2 separate regions of the Homo sapiens genome follow, and region 1 is linked to region 2. Evidence: chromatin contacts called from ENCODE Hi-C or POLR2A ChIA-PET data. All regions are on one chromosome and are shown on one strand. The core of a region is the stretch at or near the end of the contact, and the rest is flanking DNA. Distances in the headings are between cores, read along the strand shown.

Region 1 (5,670 bases), core at 1-2,500, 51 kb after region 2:
TACTTCACTCTCCTTTTTCTGTCCATAAATATGCTTCCATCACGTAGCTGGAGTCTCTAAGCCTACCCTGGCTCAGAAGGCTGCCTGATTCGCATCGCAAATCATTCATTGCTCAATTAAACTCCTTTAAATTTAATTTGGCTGAAGTTTTTTTTTTTTTTTTTACCAATGCCATTTACCATAATTAGCAATTCATCCAGTCAATAACTATTTCTGGAAAGCTAAGGGTGTGCCAGGCACTGTGCCTGGGGCTGGGGTAGGCCAGGGATGCCCTCCAAGCATTCGTTATTCGGACCCCGTATTAGAAAGTTGGTAGAGAAGCAAAAGTGGTCAGACTGCCTTGAAAATATTTGCCACAAACGCACCATTTAAAGGCTGCACCCTCACTGAACACCTGCCCTGTTTAGCCTGAGCATCTCTCTGCCTCTAACCATTGTGTCCACGCCCTTGGCAATCAGTTTTTCTGATTGTCAAATTTTCCACAACACAATACAAATATAACACCAATGGATGGCAAAGGGAAATTTTCAATCTTGGAAACGCTGTAAGGTTTCATGGAATTGATTAACATTATGTGGGGGACTACTCAAATTATACACAAAGCTACTGACAAAGGAGGTTCTGGAAAAATGAGACTAAGTAACAATAGGGTATGAGACTGTCAACAACTAGTCCTTTGTTTCCTTACTTAGGGGGATAAAAGAAAAAACAAACAAACAGAAACAAACCAGCCCTGACAAAACAAATAATTTAATTCAAAGGATGATGAAGAGCTCTTGGGAAAATTAAAGGCCATACATATTTTTGTAAAAATGACTCTTTTGCTGAACACATGATGTATTAAGTCAAACATGAAGTTAAAAATGTTGCGTTCTGCTATCATAAAACATAGTCAGAAAATGTATAAGAACTCTACTGCCACCATTAATGTTGACTTACTATTATTTTAAGAATTTGGGCATAGTTGCAATTTTGCCTAATTTACCTTTTCAAAATACAAGGTAAAATGGACCAATGTTCATAATTTTTAATTGATCAAGATAGACTCTAAATCAAACCCTACTTCTCACTATTTACTTTGTATTTTGGTTTAACAGGATATGCTGTGCATGACTTTGTACTGTTTATCTCCTGATAAGGAGAACTTCCTGCTGTGTTAATTTGCATAATTACCTTTGTGCTGACCCTCCCCCTCACTGAAATGTGAGGTCTGTGAAGGCACCATCCTCTCAGTCAGGATCCCAGCAGGAAACAGATGGCCTCTCGCCATAGGAGAGTTCAAGGGCCCTCATGTTGGAACCCTGTGATAAAGGTGGCAAACCGCCTTAAGTCTGGTACCTGGGATTTAGCCATGAGGCAGGATTCTTCCTAGCAGACCTGGGCTTTCCCCACCTAAATATGTCAAGCAGCACTTAGTAGGTCTCTGTCTCATGTCTGGGGTGCCTGTGACCAAGGACCCATTGCCATAGACAATTATGGGTCAAAATACTGTTACCTGCGATCCCTCGCTCCTTGGGGCATTGAGACCTGCCTTGTCTCTGATGGTTAAGAGCCGCCCCTACTCTGGTGCTTAGAGTGGCGCTGCCTCCAGCCCACAGAGGACGGCCCACAGAGCTGGTGAAGGACTCACCAATGCATTTCCTCTCTTCCTCCGGGCCCCTTGGGGAAGAAGCATATTAGGGAAGGTCTGAGTCAGTTGCAAATAGTAGGCACCTTTCTACATTTCTATTTCCTTGAGTCTTTGAGCTCTGTTCTCTAGAGCGTGCCAGGATTTCAAGCTTTTCAATCTCATTAACTTTGTCCAATTAGCCAACCTGGAGGATTATTAACCACTTTCTCAGGGGTTGAGCCAACATATTAAACCCTGAAACCCAGCCTAATCCAGGCTCGCTCTCTTCCATGTGGGGCAGGCACTGTCAGACTCCACCCCACACTTGCTCCCAGGCTCTAGCTGCTACCTGCTAGAGTGGACCTGCAGCTCCATGTTGAGGCAATCTCCTCCCAGGGGGGTCTTGGGCCCTCCTCACCCTGCCTCTGATGGTCTCAACTGTTTTCTGGGACTGGAGGCAATGAGAGGTGTGATGTGGGTCCTGGGGAAGTGGCATCAGCTCAGGAGGCAACTTCCCCAGGTGCAGTCATTGCAAGGCTTTTTAATAGAGGAGTGTTGGGTTCCATGGGGGATGGGAGGTGAAAGGAGGAGAGAGGAGGGGAGAAAGAGAAGGGAGAGCAAAGGGGAGCTGCCTCTGTAGACAACAGGGGTTCAGGGGAATTGGCAGCTCCAAATTTCCAGCCTCTCTTTCTTCTCTGCCCAAATCTCTCCATGTGTCTTTCCCCATGGACACCTTGTATTAGTCTGTTCTTGTACTGCTGTAAAGAACTACCTGAGACTGGGTAATTTATAAAGAAAAGAGGTTTAATTGACTCAGGGATCTGCAGGCTGTATAGGAAGCATGGCTGGGAAGGCCTCAGGAAACTTACAATCATGGCGCAAGGCGACAGGGAAGCAGGCACCTCTTACAAGATCAGGGCAGGAGGAAGAGAGAGAAGGAGGAGGTGCCACACACTTTGAAACCAGATCTCGTGAGAATTCTATCACGAGAAGAGCAAGGTGGAAATCCACCCCCATGATCCAGTCACCTCCCACCAGGCCCCACCTCCAATACTTGGGATTACAATTGAACATGAGATTTGGGTGGGGACATATCACACCCTTTCCTGGTAAGAGATCAGGCAGGGTTGAGCATTTAATCGGAACCTCAGTGCTGCTCCTTATAATCAGGCCCATGCTTGGCCCTTGGCACAGATGTCCTGGGACCAGAGAGATGAGGGATCCCTTCAAAGCTGCCCTGGAAGCCGCTGGGTCTCTGCACCTGTTCTTAATTGTATGCTTGTGGTTTTACATTTCTCCTTTTCCCTGGGCAGGTGCCCTAGGGGGATGGTGACTGTGGCTCTGTGATCTCTAGTTGCCATAGTGACTGAGCACCACACGGACCTCCACGCTCTGCCTGCTGCCTGCACTTCCGCCCGTGCTATCCCTGAAGAGAGTTTCAGGAGCGGCGCCTGCTGTGGTGACTTGTGCCCCATTACTGACCAGCAAGGAAGTGACCTACACTTGCGGGTGACCCAGAGTCCAGTGCTAGGAGGTAACAGCAGCCCATTTGCCATTGTGAGCACCCCTGGGAGTCCCATCAGAATCAGAGGCTCCACACCCCTCCCTCAGTGCATGAACCATCCCTGTGTGGCCTGCTCCTAAGACCTTGACCACATTTCCACCACAGTCCTGTGGAAGCTGGCACACGGTAAGGGTTCCTGGAAGGCAAGTGATAGTCTCTGCAGCTCCCCAGTGAACCCGGGGCACTCCAGCCCTGCCCTCACACCCCACGTCACCTGGGGAAATGATACGGTTTTCGCCCACAGCTGAATCTTTGTAGCGAGAACTTCCTACTCAGAGCTCTTAGTGAGCCCCTGGACAAAACCCAAAATGCTCAGGAGCCATGATCAAGGGTGGGGGCCAGGAGGGAAGTGGAGAACTGGGGCTGCTTTGGGGAGGGGCCACTGCTCGGCAGAGCCTCAGATCACAAGGGGGAATTTCTGTGGATGAAGAGCCTGCAATTTGATTCTTCATCACATTGTAGGAAGAAAAAAAAAAAACACGTGTATACAAATGGCATAGACACACACACATAGATACATATACACACACACATCTGTAGTTATGAAGTCGCAGGATCATCTTCCTGTCATATAGGAGTCTTGCCTTTGAGGAAACCTGACCTGAACACCTGACTGCCAACCTCCCAGGGCCATTCTTTGTATTGGATCTGTAGTGGCATTCCTCCACAAAGCCACTTCCCCAAGAGAAATGATTCTCAGGTTGAGCTGCATCAGAATCACCTGGAGAACCTGTCCAATCACAGATGGCTGGGCCCCATCCCAAATTTCGGATCCACGCCTGAGCATGTGCATTTGCAGCAAGTTTCCAGTGGGGACAGGTGCTGCTAGTCCAGGGGCCACATTTTGAGAACCATCAGCTTTCACGGCTCAGTGTAACAGTCGTCCAGTTCAAAGACTGGTAACTTCCAGGTTACATCAGCGTCACAGTTAGCTAGCTCTGTGATCTCTGCGTGTTGTATAATTTCTTCATTGCAAATCTCACATGTTGCCTTGAGGATTGCATGAGGGAGTGCAGGGAACGAACTTCGTTTGACACCTCCACGTGGGAAGCCCCTACCTGGTAGTTATTGGTGCTGCATGGTTAAATCCACTCAGTTTCATTTTATCCACTTGCAATCCAGAACACAGCTGCTGCGTAAGATAAATTTATTTGAAAACAATTTTCTAGAACTTGGATTTGTAAGAGTATGTAAAACAGAGTGTGGAAGGCCAGGTTTCACTAACGCAGGCCTCCATAACAACTGCTTCAGTACTGACCGAGTAGTTAAGTTAAATATTAAAAGCTAAGAAAAGCCAGTGCCCCTATACAAAGGCTGAAATGTAACAAAAGCCCACCAAGGGTTTTGCCCAGGCCTTTCCTGGGCCTTAACGCATGACAAAATAATGAAAGAATTCTTAACAGGACCCATTTAGGATTAAACAAGTTTTACTGGGGTTAAAAAACTCCCCAGGCTTCCACAAACAAGTTTATTGGAAGTCTGAAGGAACTCCCCAGACCTCCAAGATTTAGCAGAAGTCAAGATAAGGGTAATCACCCCAGCACCTGGACTCATTTAGATAAGTAAATTTACTGAGGCTGCAGAGGAAGGTCTTCAGGACTCAGACATTAGTTACAGATTAAAATAAGTTAATCACTTAAGTCTTCAGATGAATGCACACTTACATGTAGACATAGAGCTTAGAAGGTATACAAGCTCTGGAAAACTTTGTAATTTTGAGTTGGTCTAGTGATAATTTCCAGGCCTTCTCCCTGTAACTGGTTTCAGAAATAAAAACTCTCCTCCTCCCCAGTTCATCTGCATCTCATTATTGGGCCACAAGAAATAGCTGCCCGACACTCAGCCTGGTCCGGGAACAAGAGTACACTGCATTCCCGGATTTTACTGCTTTTTGCAAATACAATAAAAAGGAGTGCCCACAAAATTAGAAACTTTGACAGATTAGAGGCTATATTAATATCATAAAGAGTGTTATAACTAGGTTATATTAGTTTTACCACCACAATAAAAACAACTATTGAAATAGAATGATACACAACTAAACTCTGGGGATTATTTTATTCACTTTTAATATGACCACAGTTTATGGAATGGGGACTATGATCAAACACTGCGTATGGAGTCAGGCTTGGGCAGGAGTGGGGGTGGCTATGTGGAAGGAGCATGGAGTAGTAAACTCATGTTGCATCCCTGCAACGTCATGGCAAGATATGTATGTGAGTAAATAATAATACAGCAGCCAGGTGTGGTGGCTCATGCCTGTAATCCCAGCACTTTGGGAGGCCAAGTTGGGTGGATCAGGAGGTCAGGAGATTGAGACCATCCTGGCTAACATGGTGAAACCCCGTCTCTACTAAAAATACAAAAAATTAGCCGGGTGTGGTGGTGGGTGCCTGTAGTCCCAGCTACTCGGGAGGCTGAGGCAGGAGAATGGTGTGAACCTGGGAGGCGGAGCTTGCAGTAAGCGGAGATCATGCCACTGCACTCCAGCCTGGGC
Region 2 (5,786 bases), core at 1,875-4,374:
GCTCAAACCTCTAGATTTAAGCAATATTTTGCTCAAAATGGGTGGGCTCCAGAATGGGTCTGGATCTACTCTGGGAAATGACTTTGTGATGACAACTTCAGAGTAAAGAATTTGGTTCAACAGTGTCTGGAAACGGATGGTCAGAAGCAAACGTCTTCCTCTCAAGTGCTGCTTCTCCATGTCCAGCGTGTCTGGAAACATTCCATTGCCATCTACTAAATAAATCAAAAACCTCCAACTCTGATAAAACCTGTGACAACAACATCAAAGGCCCAGAAGGCACTGACAAATCAAGAAGGGAAAAAAAACCTCTTTGATTTCTTTTTAAAACAATGATGGATTCTTTTCCCTGTAAAATGGGTGAAAGAAAAGTGCTATAAATTCTCATAGTGAGTGCAGTTAAGATGTGCAAAGACAGTGATTTTACATTTGGGATGTTAAGAGCTCAACTAATGAGGCCCTTCCTCCCTAGCCTGTGCAGCACCACTAAAGACCACTTCATTTTGAGTGGGTCAAGACCTCTGGAAGCACGAACCATGACTGACATGCTCTCATTTGAGCCCCGTGACCACCCTGAAGAGGCAGGGCGTTCTTTTCACAAGGGAGAAAAATGAGGCTAGGCGGCTCGCCTGGGTCAGCTGGATAAGTGGGGCAGATTCCAGTTTGTCCTGTTTCTCTGAGCCACCTCCTCCCTCCAGCCACTCTTCTTCCTGCCCATCCCCTGCAGAGAAAGGGCAGCAGAATGGGAGCAAATCACTTGGTTTAAACCCAGTTTTTGGCACACTGCCCAAGTACATAAAAAGAAGAGATACTTTTTTAAAAAGTCACTCTCTACAGGCCCCCCTGGAACTTACCATTCCAGGGAGGAAAAGCGGCAGAATGTCCAGTTTCATTGCACTGTCAAACACAGCAACTTAGGCCAGGCATGGTGGCTCATGCCTGCAATCCCAGCACTTTGGGAGGCAGAGGCAGGCAGATCACTTGAGGCCAGGAGTTCGAGACCAGCATGGCCAATATGGCAAAATCCCATCTCTACCAAAAATACACAAAAGAGCTGGGCGTGGTGGTGCACACCTGTAATTCCAGCTACTCGGGTGGCTGAGGCATGAAAATCACTTGAACCTGGGAAGCGGAGGTTGCAGTGAGCTGAGATTGCACCACTACACTCCAGCCTGGGCGACAGAGCGAGACCCTGTCTTAAAAAAATATAAAAAGATAGTAACTTAGGAAACAGCCCATTAGAGCATCTTTATTACAACCTGTAAAACCTGCACATGTACCCCTGAAACTAAAAGTTAAAAAAACAAACAGACTCTGAAAGACACATGGTTTTATACCTATTTCTTCAAAAAACCCACCCTAGGCAACTGTAAAACAGAATAAGCTGAGGAAAGAAACATTCACAAGCTCCACTCCCAGACCCACCCACATGTGATCTGCGCTGCCTAGAAGGTTCCAAGTAATCTGCAGAGACTCAAATAATGGGGATAGGAAGTGAGCAATAGCAGGAGTAAGGTTCCTCAGTCTTTTTAGGGCTGAGGTGGCATTACACATAATCAAAGCGGCCCCACAGATATTTTAAATAATCTACTTTATGACATTTTTTTTTAACTGGGTCTCACTTTACAGGCAAAGATGGGTGAGAAATGCAATTCTCCTCCAAAAGTTTTCATGCATTTTTTCTTTTCTTTTTTTTAAATTACGAGATAGAATACAACTTCCTGTCCAGAGTGTGCTCTTTCTATGGCTTTTTGCTTTTAAAGGCGCTTTCCATATTAAAGATGAATGAAAATGGTCACTATCTCTTTCCCCTTGGCTGAAGTACAAGGAACCTGAATTCCATTTGCACCACCTCCCTTACCTGCCTCCAACCCCCAACAAAGAGAACATCACAGGTGGGCTGCATGAAACAGAACGTGTAAATGCAGGTCCAAAATGACTTGGTGAATCACAGGTCTGGGGCCAGGTGTTTTCAAGCTTGCTCTCAAAGGGGATTAATAAAAAAACAACGGGGGAAGTCTAAAATATTTATCCACTTACACAACTTCAGACGATTTAAGTTCAAGGGCCGGCAGGCAGGCAGGCAGGCACCTTCCAGGCAAAGAGCTAAGGGAGACCCGGAAAGGGCAGGCTTTAGCAATTCCTCCTTTGGAAATTCAAACCTGGGGCCGCGGGCTGGGGTGTTAGCGGGGAGTGGGGGTGGTAAGGGGCTTGGCCAGTATCCTTCGTTCAAATGCAAATCCTTAGACTGAACGTACCTTCTCGGTCACCAGGATTACGGCGTGGGCCGTAAGGGCTGGAAGGCTGGTGGCCAGCGGCGAGGGGACTTTCCGGCGCGTCAAGCCCTTTATTATAAACCCAGAAGGTCGCTGTCACTCGCATTGGCCAGGAGGCCCACGGGCTCCGGGAACCAGCTGCTCAGCCGACAAACAACGCAAAGGCCCAGGGTGCCGGCGCTCCGAGCCAGCGTTCTGTGCCGGCTCCTCCCTGGGCGGCTGGTCCCCGGAGGAGGTGAATTCCGCGGGCACGCCCACGTCCCCATCGCGGCAGACAATGCGCAGGGTCCCCTCCTGCCGGCTCTCTGGACCCTCAGCTGTCACCGCGGCCCGGGCCGGGGTGGGCAGGGGACCCGGCTGGACAGCTAAGCTCGCCCCTGCCGGGGACTCCGTGGAGCGGCTGCCGGCCCCGTGCCCGCTCCCTCTGCCTCCACTTCCCCGGAATCCCAGCGTTGCCCCGGTCCGGGAACGCCCGGCATTGTCGCCGAGGGCCACTCTTCTAGATGTCGTATTTCAAAGACTTCCCTCCGCGAAAATAGCTTGAGACCGTCCCCGGCTCTCGGAAAACATCCAAACCAGCCCCCACCTCCCCCCGAAAAAAAAGAAAAGGAAGGAGAGGAGCCGAGCTCCGAGTGCGCAGGGCCCCGCGCCCGGCTCCCTGAGGGCGCCGCAGGTGCTGAGCGGCTGCGGCGCCTGAGCGCCGGCTGCCCCGCAGGTGCGGGCGGGGGGGCGGGGGGTCCCCGCCTCCCGGTCCGGCCCCGGCCCCGCGCCTCACCTGCGCCGCCGAGGCCCGCGCTCCGCAGCCCAGCCCGGCCCGGCCGCCGCGGGCGCTTCCTGCTCGCGACTTCCTGGAGCGGCGCGCGGGAGGCCCCGCCGCCCTTTCACTTTCCCTGGCCCGCGGGGCGCCGGCGGAGCCGCGCGGCTCCTCCCCCTCCCCGGCCGCCGCGACCCCCGGCTCCGGCCCCGGCCCCGGCGTGCCCAGGGTCGCACCAGCCCCGGGGCCACCGGGCGGGGGCGCCCCCACGCCTTGCGGCACTGCCCGGCCTTTGCGGGCGAACCCGGGTCATGGCCCGCGCCTTCCCCGGCTCCGAGGGCGCACGGGCTTTCGCTGGCGCGCTCCCCACCGGCCTCCGGGCAGTCCCAGGCGGCCTCTGCACCCCTGGCGCTCTGTCCTCAAGGCAGGTCTTCCCCACAGGCGGCGAGGGTCACATGCCGCCGCGCCCCCACCCCCAAAGAGGGCCTTTGCTTGGCCTCCCGGCTTCTATTCCTATTGTGTCATGTCAAGGGGCACAATCATGAAGACTAGCACTCCATAGCGTGGAAATGCGGCACGCGGATTTGGCTATGTCGAACCAACTTGTAAGCCAACTTGTGTCCCACCTCGCAGGCACGTGACAGAGGCAGCTCCCTGTTAGGCTGCGGGAGCCCGCCGGGTTCTTACCCTTGCGGGCCAGTGCCCTGGCACACAGGCTCCCACGTCACCCCAGAAACAACTCTTCTCCTTAGGCAGCCCCAGGGAGGGGCCTGGCCAGTCCCCTAGAAGCTACTGCCGAACACCCACAGTGGACCCCCAGGATGGCTTCAGAGCAGAGGGGGCTCCCAGCCCACTCCTCGGGGAAGAGCAAAGTGAGGCAGAGCGGAAATTTTCCGGGGAAAAAGCCTGCCCCCGGATAAAACAATGTTTAAGGATAAAACCAACCCGAGGCCTGGCTGTAAATGTCCCAACAGGCCAGTGCCCCTCGCACCCTTCCCCAGGCACGTTGAGCTTCCCTCTGGAGAATGGAGAAGGCATTCTTCCCTGTGTTTGGCTCCCCTGCCCTGCTAGGCCTCGCAGTTTCCCCCTGGGGCCCTGCTTTGTTTCTAGAACACTCTGATGTCTGTGTCTCTCTTTGCTGAGCTGGGCTGCGTGAAATCCATCACTTTGTTAGGCATTTGAGAAGCCTTCTGCAGGCAGAAAGAAAACCTGCCCACTTCTTTGCCACGCAGGGTTCAGCCCCAGGAAGCCCGCCGGCCCCTCATTCCGCAAGCGGGATGGCCCAGGGCTCCAGTCTTCTCCTTTTGGCCAGGTTTTCTTCAGACCTTCTTTCTCTCCGCAGGCCCCCTGTGCCAGTGCTTTCTCCTCTCTTTTCTAGCTCTCCATTCCCGGTGATAGCCCAGTGTGGCTCCCACCCCTCTCTCCAATGGTCTCCCCAGCCCTGGCCCTTGCCATTGGTTCGGCTCGAGGCTACCCCTCTCTCACTGCACTTGTGCAACAGCGTTCTCACTTCCAAGTTCTACCTCCTGCAATCCACTCTTTAAGCTGCCTCAAGTTGCCCTCCTAAAGCAAAATCTGATCTTGTCATTCCTGATTTTCAAACCTTTCGGGCATCCCATCACCTACAGGTTTTACACTTGAAAGGCGATAATACAAGCTCAGGATATATAGGACACCTCGGCCTCATATGGAGACAGCTTCTTCCCACCCCCCCTCCCCCCCACCCAGTTGTACTGACGTATAACTGACAAATAAAAATTACATAATTTGTAGTATAGGATGTGATGTTTTGATATATGAATACATTGTAAAATTATTGCCACAGTCAAGCTAGTATATCCAATCACCTCACATTATTTTTTTTTTTTTGGTGGTGAGAATATTTAAGATCTATTCTTCTTGCAAATTTCAAGTATACAATGTATTATTACTAACTATACATTAGAGCTGTACATTAGCCCTCCAGAACTTACTCATCTTTCCTAAGTGAAACTTTGTACTCTTTGGCCAGCGACTCCCCATTTCTCCCACCTACTGCCCCTGGTAACCACCATTATTATATGCTCTGCTTCTCTGAGTTCAAGTTTTTCAGATTCCAAAAATAAGTGAGGTCATGCATATTTTTCTTTTTTGTTTGTTTGTTGGTTTGTTTTGAGACAGGGTCTTGTTCTGTTGCCCAGGTTGGAGGGCAGTGGCGTGAGTGCAATGGTCAAGGCTCACTGCAGCCTTGATTTCCCAGGCCCAAGTGATCCTCCCCCTCAGCCTCCTGAGTATCTGAGAATACAGGCCCATGCCACCATGCCCAGCTAATTTTTTAAATTTTGTAGACACAGGGTCTTGATATGTTGCCAAAGCTGGTCTTGAACTCCCAGGTTCAAGCAGTCTTCCTGCCTTAGCCTCCCAAAGTGCTGGGATTAGAGAAGTGAGCTACCATGCCTGGCCTATATTTGTTTTTCTGTACCTGGCTTATTTCACCTAGTGTAATGTACTCCGGGTTCATCCATGTTGTTGCAAATGACAGGAAATCCTTCTTTTTTAAGGCTAAATAGTATTCCATTGTGTAGATACAGCTATACACCACATTTTCTTTATAAACTTCCCTCTAGTACTGCTTTTGCTGCATCCCATACGTTTTGGTATGTTGTTTCCATTTTAATTTGTCTTAAGGAATTTTCTGATTTCCCTTTTGATATCTTCTTTGACCCCACTGGTTGTTCAGGTGTGTATTTAATTTCTGCATATTTGTGAATTTTCCA

Evidence for each region. Hi-C counts contacts between places; a loop is a spot of excess contacts on that map. ChIA-PET counts read pairs that join two places held with the same protein, here RNA polymerase II (POLR2A). Pooled maps may share reads with other maps.
Region 1: a map of CD4-positive, alpha-beta T cell shows a loop between it and region 2 (11-fold over the local background). The contact joins the enhancer-like site here to the promoter of SLC37A1 in region 2. A Hi-C loop is called at or near these places in 23 of 168 maps with a recorded cell type or tissue (B cell, CD4-positive, alpha-beta T cell, CD8-positive, alpha-beta T cell and 16 more), 33 of 37 single-sample maps with no recorded cell type and 22 of 50 pooled maps. POLR2A ChIA-PET finds 5 or more read pairs at or near these places in 14 of 52 experiments (CD4-positive, alpha-beta T cell, GM12878, H1 and 9 more).

The regions. Positions count from the first base shown.
Region 1 is chr21:42,458,276-42,463,945 of GRCh38, reverse strand. No RefSeq gene overlaps it. Among named protein-coding and RNA genes, the nearest start is that of RSPH1, 35 kb to the left of the region's middle. RefSeq lists an enhancer at 1-69. Within about 2 kb of position 1,250, at least 7 of the 41 ENCODE cell types and tissues checked have a DNase peak (open chromatin) inside an H3K27ac peak, as active enhancers do; they include B cell and OCI-LY7, where a contact is called at or near this core.
Region 2 is chr21:42,511,190-42,516,975 of GRCh38, reverse strand. It overlaps SLC37A1 (solute carrier family 37 member 1), which reads right to left and starts at 3,124. Exons shown (of 20, transcript NM_001320537.2): 1 at 2,259-3,124. RefSeq lists enhancers at 2,204-2,433, 3,275-3,997, 3,998-4,720 and silencers at 2,594-2,693, 2,704-2,783, 3,004-3,363.